2 separate regions of the Mus musculus genome follow, and region 1 is linked to region 2. Evidence: chromatin loops called from intact Hi-C (ENCODE). Cell type or tissue: left cerebral cortex. All regions are shown on one strand. Each heading gives the region's core, and the rest is flanking DNA. Links, peaks and the distances in the headings are about the cores only.

The links. Peaks named below come from ENCODE experiments on the same cell type or tissue, not always from the same donor. Only the 100,000 strongest peaks of a DNase experiment are listed, where the experiment ranks them.
Region 1: a loop joins it to region 2, with 4 times the contacts of the local background. A loop is called at or near these places in 4 of 42 quality-filtered maps.

The regions. Positions count from the first base shown.
Region 1 is chr2:28,165,953-28,171,327 of GRCm38, forward strand. No RefSeq gene overlaps it. Among named protein-coding and RNA genes, the nearest start is that of Olfm1, 37 kb to the right of the region's middle. In left cerebral cortex, for the core only: no CTCF peak of the experiment used is centred there; DNase peaks (open chromatin) are centred at 594, 2,613, 3,608, 4,255 and 1 more place; H3K27ac peaks cover 2,992 bases.
Region 2 is chr2:28,094,360-28,099,734 of GRCm38, forward strand. F730016J06Rik (a long non-coding RNA gene) reads left to right here and starts at 986. Exons shown (of 10, transcript XR_003953783.1): 1 at 986-1,178. In left cerebral cortex, for the core only: no CTCF peak of the experiment used is centred there; DNase peaks (open chromatin) are centred at 2,795, 3,308, 4,536 and 5,006; H3K4me3 peaks cover 648 bases; H3K27ac peaks cover 1,163 bases.

The sequences.
Region 1 (5,375 bases), core at 279-5,278, 72 kb after region 2:
AGCTCCAAATTAGGCTGGCCATGTCTCTGAAGAACCCAGGGTCCTCTGCTGAGAAAGGAAATAGTAAAGACTGTGATGTTGCTTGCTAAGGACATCCACTGATCATGATCACATCCATGGCTAGGCTTTCTCATAGTGTAGAAGGACACAGACACAGACACAGACACACACACACACACACACACACACACACACACACACACACACGAGACAGACAGACAAAGAGATAGAAACCATAAGAAAATACATTATACCCTAGTGTTAACACTAGAGCAAATGGAAAGATACTGGGTTTTAATTTATTTAAATCTGTTCTTGAGTCTCCTTAAATGTCATCGTCTTTGTCCCACTGTTTGCAGCCCTCACACATTTTGTGACTAACAACACCAGCAGCTGCATAACACAGACTCAATACTCAACACAGACATAATACTCAAAGATTCTGTAAAATGGCCTTGTCTCTGCCAATTGTAAGTTGTATAAGGTCACTCAGTAGGACTACATGGTATGCTGATGCTACCTAGCAGAAGCCACAGTGAGGCCAGGGGGCAACTTCCAGCTCTACTGCCTACGGGTTCACAGGAGTCAGGGCAAGGCCAGCCTGCCATGACGGGTAATGGCTACAGCATGCTGACAGCATATCAGATAGCTCGTTGGATTTGTTTTTGGCTAGAAGAACACAGAATAGTGGAATCTGGAAGGATGGAGAGCCAGCAGTGGACTTTTCATTGTTGATTCAGAGAAGCGAGTGTTGGGCTTGCTTCTCCCTAACAGTGACGTCTGTGGAAGTGAAGGCTTTGTTCTGACTGGGGGCCAGCAGCCGAGGAAGCAGCCTAGCAGAGCACACACATGGAGCAGGAGGACTGGAGGCAGAGGCTAGCTGATGACCAAGGATGGTTGCTACTGCCAGGGTGTAGACTCGATTCACCATCTGTCATTTGTCACCTCGGGGCATCACTACAAGCTGCGGGCCCTGGACTCCCTCAACCTTGGACTCTGCCCAGCCCATAGGTAGGCTGCCCAGCATCTCCACCACCCCCAGTGGGAGCACGTGGGTTTGGTTGATCTGGACCCTGGTGGAAGGAAGAGTCAGCTCAGCTGTCCTCACTCAGATGTGGGGTAAGAGGGCCAATGGATCACAGCACAGAGAGGGGCAAGAGGCAGGGTGGGTTCTGCAGCACATACTAAGAACAGGGGTTAAAGGCCAACAGAGCTTTTGCTAGAGTGTCTTTCCATGTTGGCCACAGGGAATTCTGGGCCGAAACCCATCTTATGAACAGGGAGTGCAGGGCAGGCAGCCTGCAGGTCTGGACCCCATTTAACCCCTCTTCTGAGGGGTAGAAACTTCCCAAGGCTGCTGACCCAACCTGTGCACTAGCTATGGGTCACCCCTTAAAGTCAGCAGCCTGCATCTTTACTGCTTGTGTGCTGAATGCCTACCCAGATCAGGAATGTCCTGGGTGAGGGCAACCCAATGCAGCGGTTTAGGGTTGGAGCTGAGTTCCAGGCTAGGAAGTTAGCTATCATTAAACATCACCTGCCTGGGGTGGGAGTTATGCACTTTCCCTATCCAGTATCCTCATTGAGATCAGGATGCTATGCCCACCCGTGGCTACCTAGCCTAATTTTGGGGTTGGCAACTCTACAGAAAAACAGTAGCCCAAGTACCTGGACAAAGAACTAAGAAAGAAGGAAATGGCCATTGAACGCCGAGGGAAAGCCCACTAATTACATTAGAAGTATCAATTTGCGATGCTTTCTAGTGGTTAGAACAGCTGGTGAGATTGTTGAGGAAATGCAGACTTGACTCTTTGGAAGCTGATTCAGGGATGCCTACCAGGATAAAGATGCTGGTAACTCAAGGCTAGGCTTTTTCCATCCTGCACATGCATCTGTGTACCGAACCCAGGCTGTGCGAAGCAATACTTCCCATTGTAAGATTCTAGAAACAGTGTCTGGGATCCTCAGTAGCAAATCAGCTTGTGCAGTGGGAGGGCAGTGGTGATTTCAGAGTGAGAAAAGTCCATCCGAAATGGCAGAGAAGCAGACAGAAATGGAGGAAACAGAGTGTGCGGGGTGTATCATGCTGCGTCTGCAAAACAAACGTGCATGGTGTTATGTACATGCATAAGCGCATGTGCATATACACATGAGCATGTGTGAAGGTGTGCACATGTATCCATGCAATGTGTGTATTTTCTCATATGTAAGTGCATATATATGGGAACATGTCCCTATTAGCATGTGTTACCTATGTATGTATATAAAGATACACACCTATCAGATTAGCCATCTTTGTTAGGATTCTATTATTGTAATAAAACACTATAATCAAAACAACTTGAGGAAGAACGGGTTTATTTCAGCTTATAACCCTCAGGTTACAGTCCATTAATGAGGGAAGTCATGGCAGGAATTCAAGGAGTTCCTAGAGTCAGGAACTGAAGCAGAAGTCTTGGAGAGTGCTCCTTGCTGGCCTGCTTCTCCCAGCTTGCTCAGCCTGCTTTCCTATAGCTTCCCAGGACCACCAACCCAGGGGTGGAACCACCTACAGTAAGCTGGGCCCTCACACATCAACCATCAGTGAAGGAAAATGTACCACAGGCTTGCCAACAAGCCAATCTGGTGGGGGCATTTTCTTAGTTGAAGTTCTCGCTTCCAAAAGAAGCCTAGCATGTGTCACATTGACATAAAATTAACCAGCACACCATCTATTCATTTCTGTGTGTTCACCTACCCATTGCTCCTGCTGCCTATCCTATCCTATCCATCCATCCACCATCCATCCATCCATCTGTCCATCCATCTATCCATTATCCATCCACCCACCATCCATCCATTGGTTCTTCAATGGGTCCATTCATCTATTCATTCATTTACCTGCTCATCTATCCATATGTGCATCCATTCATCAGCCAATCCATCTATCCATTCATTATTCACCCACCCATCTACCCAGCCACCTGTTCATCTACACATCTATGCATCCATCCATTAACCTTCCTGTCCACCTATTTATAAATCCACCCACCAATCAACCAGCCCATCCCCCTGGTGCAGTGGGTCCCACACAAGGCCTAGAATGCTAGTTCAGCTGCAGAAGCTTAGCTGGGAGTGAGATGATCTCCCAAGTGCTCCCTACCAGGCAGGCTTGGTGACTGGTGGACATCTCAGAGAAATGGGCCATGGCTGTTATGCAGAATGAAGTCTCTTGCCCAACCACCAGCGCTTCCCTCTCAATCCTCTTACATCCTCTACCCCCAGGCTGATGTAGTCATCCAGCTAGAAGTGGATACCTGGATTTCCCTGGTGAGTGGCTGAGCTGACTGGGCCTGCAGCCAAAGTCAAAGGGGCAGAGGAATCAGGGTGAGCAAACCCTGAAAGCAGATGAAAGTCACGACAGACCAGAGAAAATGATTCTGCCCTGGCATCCTAGATCCACGTAGGGCTACTTGGGTGGTGCATATAACAGAAGGGCTCACATGCAGCAGGGCAGCACAGACACCTGCCGTGTAGACACGTTTGTAAGGGGGGGGGCTGCTTGTGAACGCAGCTGCCCACACGCCAGCTTGCGATGCAGGGCTGCCTTCATTCTCTCTGCATAACACTCAGCCTACACTCTCTCAGCACGACTCCCGCCCAGCAAAGCTCTGAGAAATCAATGTCAGCAGCAACTGAGTCCACCGTTTTTTCCATTTCGCCCCCTCTCTTCGCACTCCTAAATTTGCCTGCATGGGTAATTAAAGGATTATTTTCATCTGATGTTTGGAGAATCCAGGCTGTTGGCATTGGGGGTGCTTAGAGTAAGGAAGGGGTATGAAATTATTGACCCCTGAGTATGCAAGGTACCTGCATCTTCCCAGGGCACCCGGACTGGGTACAAGCCAGAGGAAGGGGGGGGGGTCTACTGAGGAATACTACATCTTGCTTCAACAATGGGAAATAGCAACTACCCCTGCTGAGAGCATCAAGGGGGTCTCTCTCTCTCTCTCTCTCTCTCTCTCTCTCTCTCTCTCTCTCTCTCTCTCTCTCTCTCTCTCTCTGACAAGATGTAGGACACAATGGAAGCCAAGCACTGCTGTTCCCTGGATAGGTACACCAATAACTTACAGACGTAACCCTAGGGATTCTTGTCTGCACCCAGCCTGGCCAGGGCAGCACGAGGCAGGGCAGGGCTAGCCATCTGCAACTGAGCCTGGCTCAGCTGGGAACTGGGTAGATTCCTGGAGCGGGTGCTAACACCGTTCACATTCTCATTTCCAGGAATAAAATCAGTTCTACCCAAAACCTCATTCCCTCAGCCTCTCCAGAGCAGATGGGCTAGACCAAAGTAATCATGGACACTCTGATTTTCCTCAGTCATCGATCACCCCGTGCCGCCCGCCATCACTGCCCATTCCTATTTCTGGCTCCCCAGCAAGGATGGCCAGAAACCAAGAGCCTCATAGGGTGCAGTAGCCATGAGGGCCTTTGCTCAGACCCCACAAGGCACCCTTCATCCAGCAAGATTAGTTTTCAAGCCAAAGTTGAGAGGCCTCCATCCCTGAAAGAGAGCTGGGTCTTCTGAGCTTGAGACAGCCTGACTACTAGACACAGGTAGATGAGGTGAATCTTTGAAGAGAACATGAGGCATATATCAGCATGATAGGCAGACATCATGGGGAAGGCGGGAGTTGCCGGTTAAAGAGGGGCCAGAAGGACCAGGCTGACTTCAGTGATCCAGGAGAGAGCATCTGACACTCTTTCTCAGTCTCAGTCACAGGGCTACCCTGAATGACAAGGACAACATATGCTCAACCCCCGGTCCTCACCCGTCACCACCTGCAGCTTCCAAGAAAGCTTGCTCATCATCGAGGCTCCTGTCTACTGATTTGTATTTGTTCCACCAGCAGCTGCTGGCACCTGTTCCAGATGTAGGAGCAGGTAAGGCGCTGGGCACACACTGAGCCAGTCGGAAATGATACACAAGGCAAAGCTGAGGGCATCTTGCCTTCCAGGCCTCTCTCTCCCAGGTCCTCCATTCTCACTCATTCTGGATGGCAGCAAAGCTAGACAGAGCCATGCAGATGTCCCCAACTAATGTCCTGTGAGTGACAGCTCTGCTTCTGCACAGACCCTTGCCCTGCAGGCTTCACATTCTTCCCTCGGGCTCAAGAATGAGACGGGGATGCTGTCAGGGATGGCTCTGTCAGTGTTTGCCATGTAAGCATAAGGAACAGGGTCCAACTCCCCAGCACCCATGTGAAGACGTGGTGGCACACACCTGTGATCCCAGAACCATAATGGGGTGGGGGTGCATTTGAAGATAGGCAGATCCCCAGAGTTACTGTTCAGCCGACCAGTGAATAGGTAAGCTCTGGGCTCTGTGAAAGACC
Region 2 (5,375 bases), core at 196-5,195:
TGGCTTTCTATCCAGCAACTCTGCCAGACCCCAAAGGATGGAGGCAAGGTGCTCTGGGATTCTGGAAGACCTCCAAGCCCATCAGCCAATGTGGACTGGCTTTTTCCTAAAGCAGAGATCAGGTCCGGCTTCAGCAAAGGGAGTGTCCCTGGACCAGTGGTGGAAGGTGTCATGCCTCCCTCCCTCTGAGATTCTCTTCTTGGCTTTCTTGAGGCCAGACCACTGTCCTGGGAGTAAGGGTAACACTGAGGGCCTGACTTGGACATGACAGCAATAGACATAGTCAAAGGGGGTCTCAGGGAGGGGCAGCCCAATGTGCTCCTGCCCCACTCTTGCTGGCAAATGCTAGGCCTAGCCAGGGAAGGACTCTCCACTCACCACACCACATGCTCCCTGGGGCCCAGAGAAAGAGGTTTCTCCTGCTCTGAGGCCCAGAGATCAACTGTCCTCTCTGTTTTCCCTCAAGCATGGAGTAAGGGGATAATCCTGAAGCTGGCAACCTGGATGCTTGCCTAAGGACGGTATTATTCACCCTTCAATTGTCACTCTTCAACCTGGGCAACAAAGCAAAGGCTGTCACCTCCAGAAACAATGCAAGGAGACCTTTGGGTGCCAGTCTGCTCCTCTGGGCTTCAGGCTCCCATTGTTAGTGGGATTATGATACTAAATCTAAGGGCATCATGTACAGGCCTGGAAAGCTGGTTCTCCCTGCTTCTAGAAGTTTCCAGATGCCTTGAACACCTTAGAGTTGATCTGGAGAAGGCAGTAGAACCTCCGCTGCCTGTTCTGAGCTTCAGCTGCCTCAGCCACAGGGGATGAAGAACACAGCATCTCTTCTCAGGCCCCATCCAGTCTTCGTTCAGTGCTGTAGATATGAATGCTTTTCCTCCTCCTGCCTCAGGGTCCCACCCCCAATCCTCACCTCCCATGCCTCTCAGTTGGAGCTCCACCATGCTATAGAGCTGCAGCCTGGAAGGTCCCTGTGTGACCCTCACCCCCAACACAGAACCAGGCACAGAGAGAAAAGTGTGCTGTTGTTCCTCTGTGCAGACTCCTCCCACAGCATCCTGTTAGGGCTGCCTGATAGACTCAGCTGACCCCACTGCCATAGCCTCTGGACCTGTGTCTGCCCAGACTTACCTCAGTGATGGAGTGTGACCTGAGAGTTCTAAGCTGAGGTAAACCCTTTCTTCACCAAATTGCTTTTGGTAATGGTGTTTTATCATAGATATAGGAACCCTAACTGGGATGGATATGGAGGTGAGTAGATAAATGGATCATGAGTGGATGTGCAAATGGATGTACAGATGGATGGATGCATGGACAAATAGACTCACTGATAGGTGGGTGGGTAGATGAATACGTGGATGGATAAGTGGATGGGTGGTTGAGTGGGTGGATAGTTGTGTAGATAAGTGGATGGACTGGTGGACAGATGGATGGGTGAGCAAGTAGACTAGTGAGTGGGTGCATGGGTGGATAGGTAGATGGATGGATGGAAGGCTGATGAAGGTTGATCTTGAGAGGTTCTCTCGGCCCTGAAAATGACTCAGGGAACCTAACGTATGGATAGGTTTTGCTTTGGTGCTAACCAAGGCTTGCCTGCATCAGTCTCCTGGTTCCAGATGAGGTTCTGTTTTGGCCACTGCCTTCACGACACCTTCCCTACGCTGGCTTGTTGGGGAGAAGCACAGACTGCATTTAGAGCCACTGTAACGAATCCTAAAGGGACCCCATGAAACTGAGGGTGGAAGGCATGGTGGGATGTGACCTGGCTGAGGTTGTGACATCTGGACTGGCTGGATCTGGAAGCCAGACTCTGAAAACATAACCCAGAACTAAGGTCCAGGGTCGGGCGACTTGGGGTTTCCTGCTTAGTTCAGTGTTGCAACTGGGTGCAGGATGCTGGCCAGGGTCATGCTCACAAGTCACGCAGAACACTGAGCACAGCACAGTTAACTCACAGCTTTCAAGGTGGTTCAGAAGAAGATTCCAAGACTAATTTCACCATCCAGAGGCCTCTCCGTCCCAGGTGAGGACCAGGAGCAGGGTAGGATATGATTCTCCATGACAGCTGGGTTCCAAACAACCGCAAGCCCTTCTTTGCCTCAGGCCAGTGGCTTCTCTCCCAGTGAACAGCCCTCCAACAGTTTGCTGCTGAGTCTATCACAGACCCAAGCAGGGTTATCTAAGCAGAGAGACTCTGTGCCCAATGGCCTTGACCTTTCTATGGTGAGAGAAAGGCCATAGAAAGGTCCCTGCTGACACTGTGCATGTGCCTCTGGGGAGGGGCAGCTAAGCAGTCAGCCACAGAGCAGACAGCTTCCTCCAGCCATACTACCAAGACTCTCTGCCATCTCCTGTGCATGGGCTTCTTTCTCTACTCAGACCCAAGTACCCCTCCCAAGCAGCCCTTCCAGGCTCCTATCCTCTGCTGGACAGTTACTGAGCAGGACGCTGGGCCTGTACATGGTCAGCAGGTCACCTTCGGAAACTTCCTGACTTCCTCCTGCATTGGGGGTGTGCATAAAGGCAAACGTAAGCACGCACTGTGTTGGGTGGAGATCAGTGATTGCTGAAAGATAAGATGGGGTAAAAACCAGAAGGAACAGAACACTCCACTGAGGTGGGGAGCAGCCAAGACAACCACTGACAGGGCAACAGCTGAGCCACAAGCCAAGCACTAGCGTATGTTCCTATCCCAGAAGCCTACTTGTTTTCATAGCAGTCTCAGCCCTGTCCTACAGAATTACAAAGCCCAGAGGGGGTGTGTGGGTGGCCAGAAAGCACACAGCAAATGGACAGGCATTGAGCCCATTTCTCCTCTCAGAGGCTTCCTGTTTCCATGCTAAGAGAAGGTCAACCAGGTGGATCTTGGCCACGTAAGGTAAACAGATGCCTACAAAAAAGATAAGAAAGAAATGTTTTGGGGTGTCCACAAGCCAGGGTGACTCTCCTTTCTTATCTGTGTCAAGACAAGAAAGAGTTTGCTTTCCAACCCCCCTGCAGTGGAATCTGTTCTTTCAATGGCCAAATATAATAAAAATACTTGACCTAGTCTTTGAAAGGCATCCAAATGCCACCTAATCTGGTGGCCAGGATGCTGAGTGCCAATTTGAATTAATGGATGGTGCCATGAATTGAAGGTGAAATGTACCCATGGGCTCATGGTTTGAACTCTGAGTCCTCAGTTGGTAGCCCTGTTTTGGGAGGAGGCGGGACCATTAGGAGGGGAGCTGGGTAGGTGGAAATGGGTTGTCAGAGGCAGATTCTTGGGAGAGTCTGGCCATCTGTGATGTGGACAGTTCTTCCACAAGCTCCCGCTGCTACGGATTGAGTCATTGCTGCCACAACGGGTGGAAACTCACTGAAACACTGAGTCAAGGACAATCCGTTGGGCTGGAGGGATGGTTCGGTGGTCAAGAGCACTGACTGCTTGCTCTTCCGGAGGTCCTGAGTTCAATTCCCAGCAACCACACAGTGGCTCACAATCATCTGTAATGGGATTCGATGCCCTCTTCTGGTGTGTCTGAAGACAGCTACAGTGTACTTAGCATATATAAATTTTTTAAAAATTGTCATCCTTCAAATGGTTTCTGTCAGGAATGAAGGTCACAGTGAGGTCAAGATAAGCATTACAAATGGCCACAAAGTGAACTCTCAACCTGTCTCCAACCCACTGAGCTCCCTCATCCAAGCACGCCAGCCCAAGGGTGCCATTCACAGATGAGAAAGCCCTTGGTTCTACCTTGATGTTTGTTGCTGTGATAAACACCGTGACCAGAACCAATGTAAGGAGCAAGGGCTTGATTTCAGCTTAAAGGCGACAGCCCATCACTGAGGACTGATGGATCGGGGCAGGAACTCCAGGCAGGAGCAGGAAGTAGAATCCATGGAGAAACAATCAAAAAAAATGTGTTTCACACAGGCACATGGGCCAATCTGACAGTCAATTTCTTGCTTGAGGTTCCCTCTTCCTGGGAGACTTGGTTTGTGTCAAGTTGACAATACAAACTAAACGGTATAGGCTTTGGCCCACACAGCTCAATGGCAAGCCCCCAGATAAGCAAGAATGGACACCCAGTGGTCATCATCTCAGAAAGGGTCAATAGAGACAGTCCCTTGTCTTACTGGCCACGGCTGGGAACAGAGGCTGACCAGCTGAAGGGGAGGGGGGTTTTAACCCGTACTCCCTGCCCACCAGTGCATCTCTGTGAGGGACCAAGGACACTTTCACTGACTTGAAGGGAATAGGCAAGTTCTTCAAGTGACAAAGAGCCACTTCTGTCCCCTTCCCTTCCCTGCCCTGCCCCCCAGCCCCCTATTGCGATCTATCTGAGGCATCTCTACTTGAATGCCTTTGTTTCTCAATCCCTGGAAGCCTTCAGCTTCTCTGTGGCTGCGGGAAACTGGGAAGCTTTGATTCGCTGAGAATCTGGGCTGTGGCTTTGGGGCTCAAAACAGGGGGGACCATTTCTCCTGGGAGGCGCGGGAGGAAAATAATTTCGGTGACTGTAGGTAATTAAGTCGCCACAGTGCTATGGAACATGCATTATATTATACGATGATTAATCCCTGGGACAGCGGGGAGATTTTTCATCTTCAAAGCTCTCCTCGGCTCCTCATTAATCATCTCAGCCCCAAGGAAAGAGAAGCTGCTTCAGTTCCTAAGAGAGGGGAAACTGAGTCAGCTGGGTTCCTCTGACTCCTCCCACACCTGGGTGGAGACAATACGCTACCAGGACCACCAAGGGCTTTCTCCCAAGTTGTTTCTCCTGGAGGCATCAGTCAGTTTCCCACCCTCACAGGGACCTGCATAAGAATCAATAAAAATGTTATTTTAAATGAAAAGAAAGCAGTCCAGCTCCGCCGGTGGGGGCTGCCAACGCCCGCCTGCCCGCCGCCCTTTCTCATCGCTTTTGTTCCCTCTGCCTGGGTACCTGCACATTTTCAGTGCGCAGCCTCTCTGGGAAAGCAAAGCCTCTCCCCGGTTTCTCAGCGAGCAGTTTAAAGGAAAGTGCTGTTTTGCTCGCAGACGCCTTCTTTTGCAATTGGGACATCGTGCTATAAATACAGCCCATCCTGCTTTGCATTCAAATTGTTGTGAAAGTTTGGGGCTGTAAATAATATGTTCTAGGTGCTTGAGACAGAATTTTTATTATTTTTTTCTCCCTGTTCCTGGAGCTAGTGATAAATTAAACATTTATTTTGCACTCCCACCATGCAATACAAAATACAGGGCTGATTGCTTCACACCTGACACCAAGCGTAAAGGTGACCCGTAGGTGAGCAGGGGGTGGGAAGCTGCCCAGAGTGGGAGAGGTTGGGGAGCAGGGGTGGAAGGAGCTGTTCTGAGTTCGGCCTTCCCCGTGATG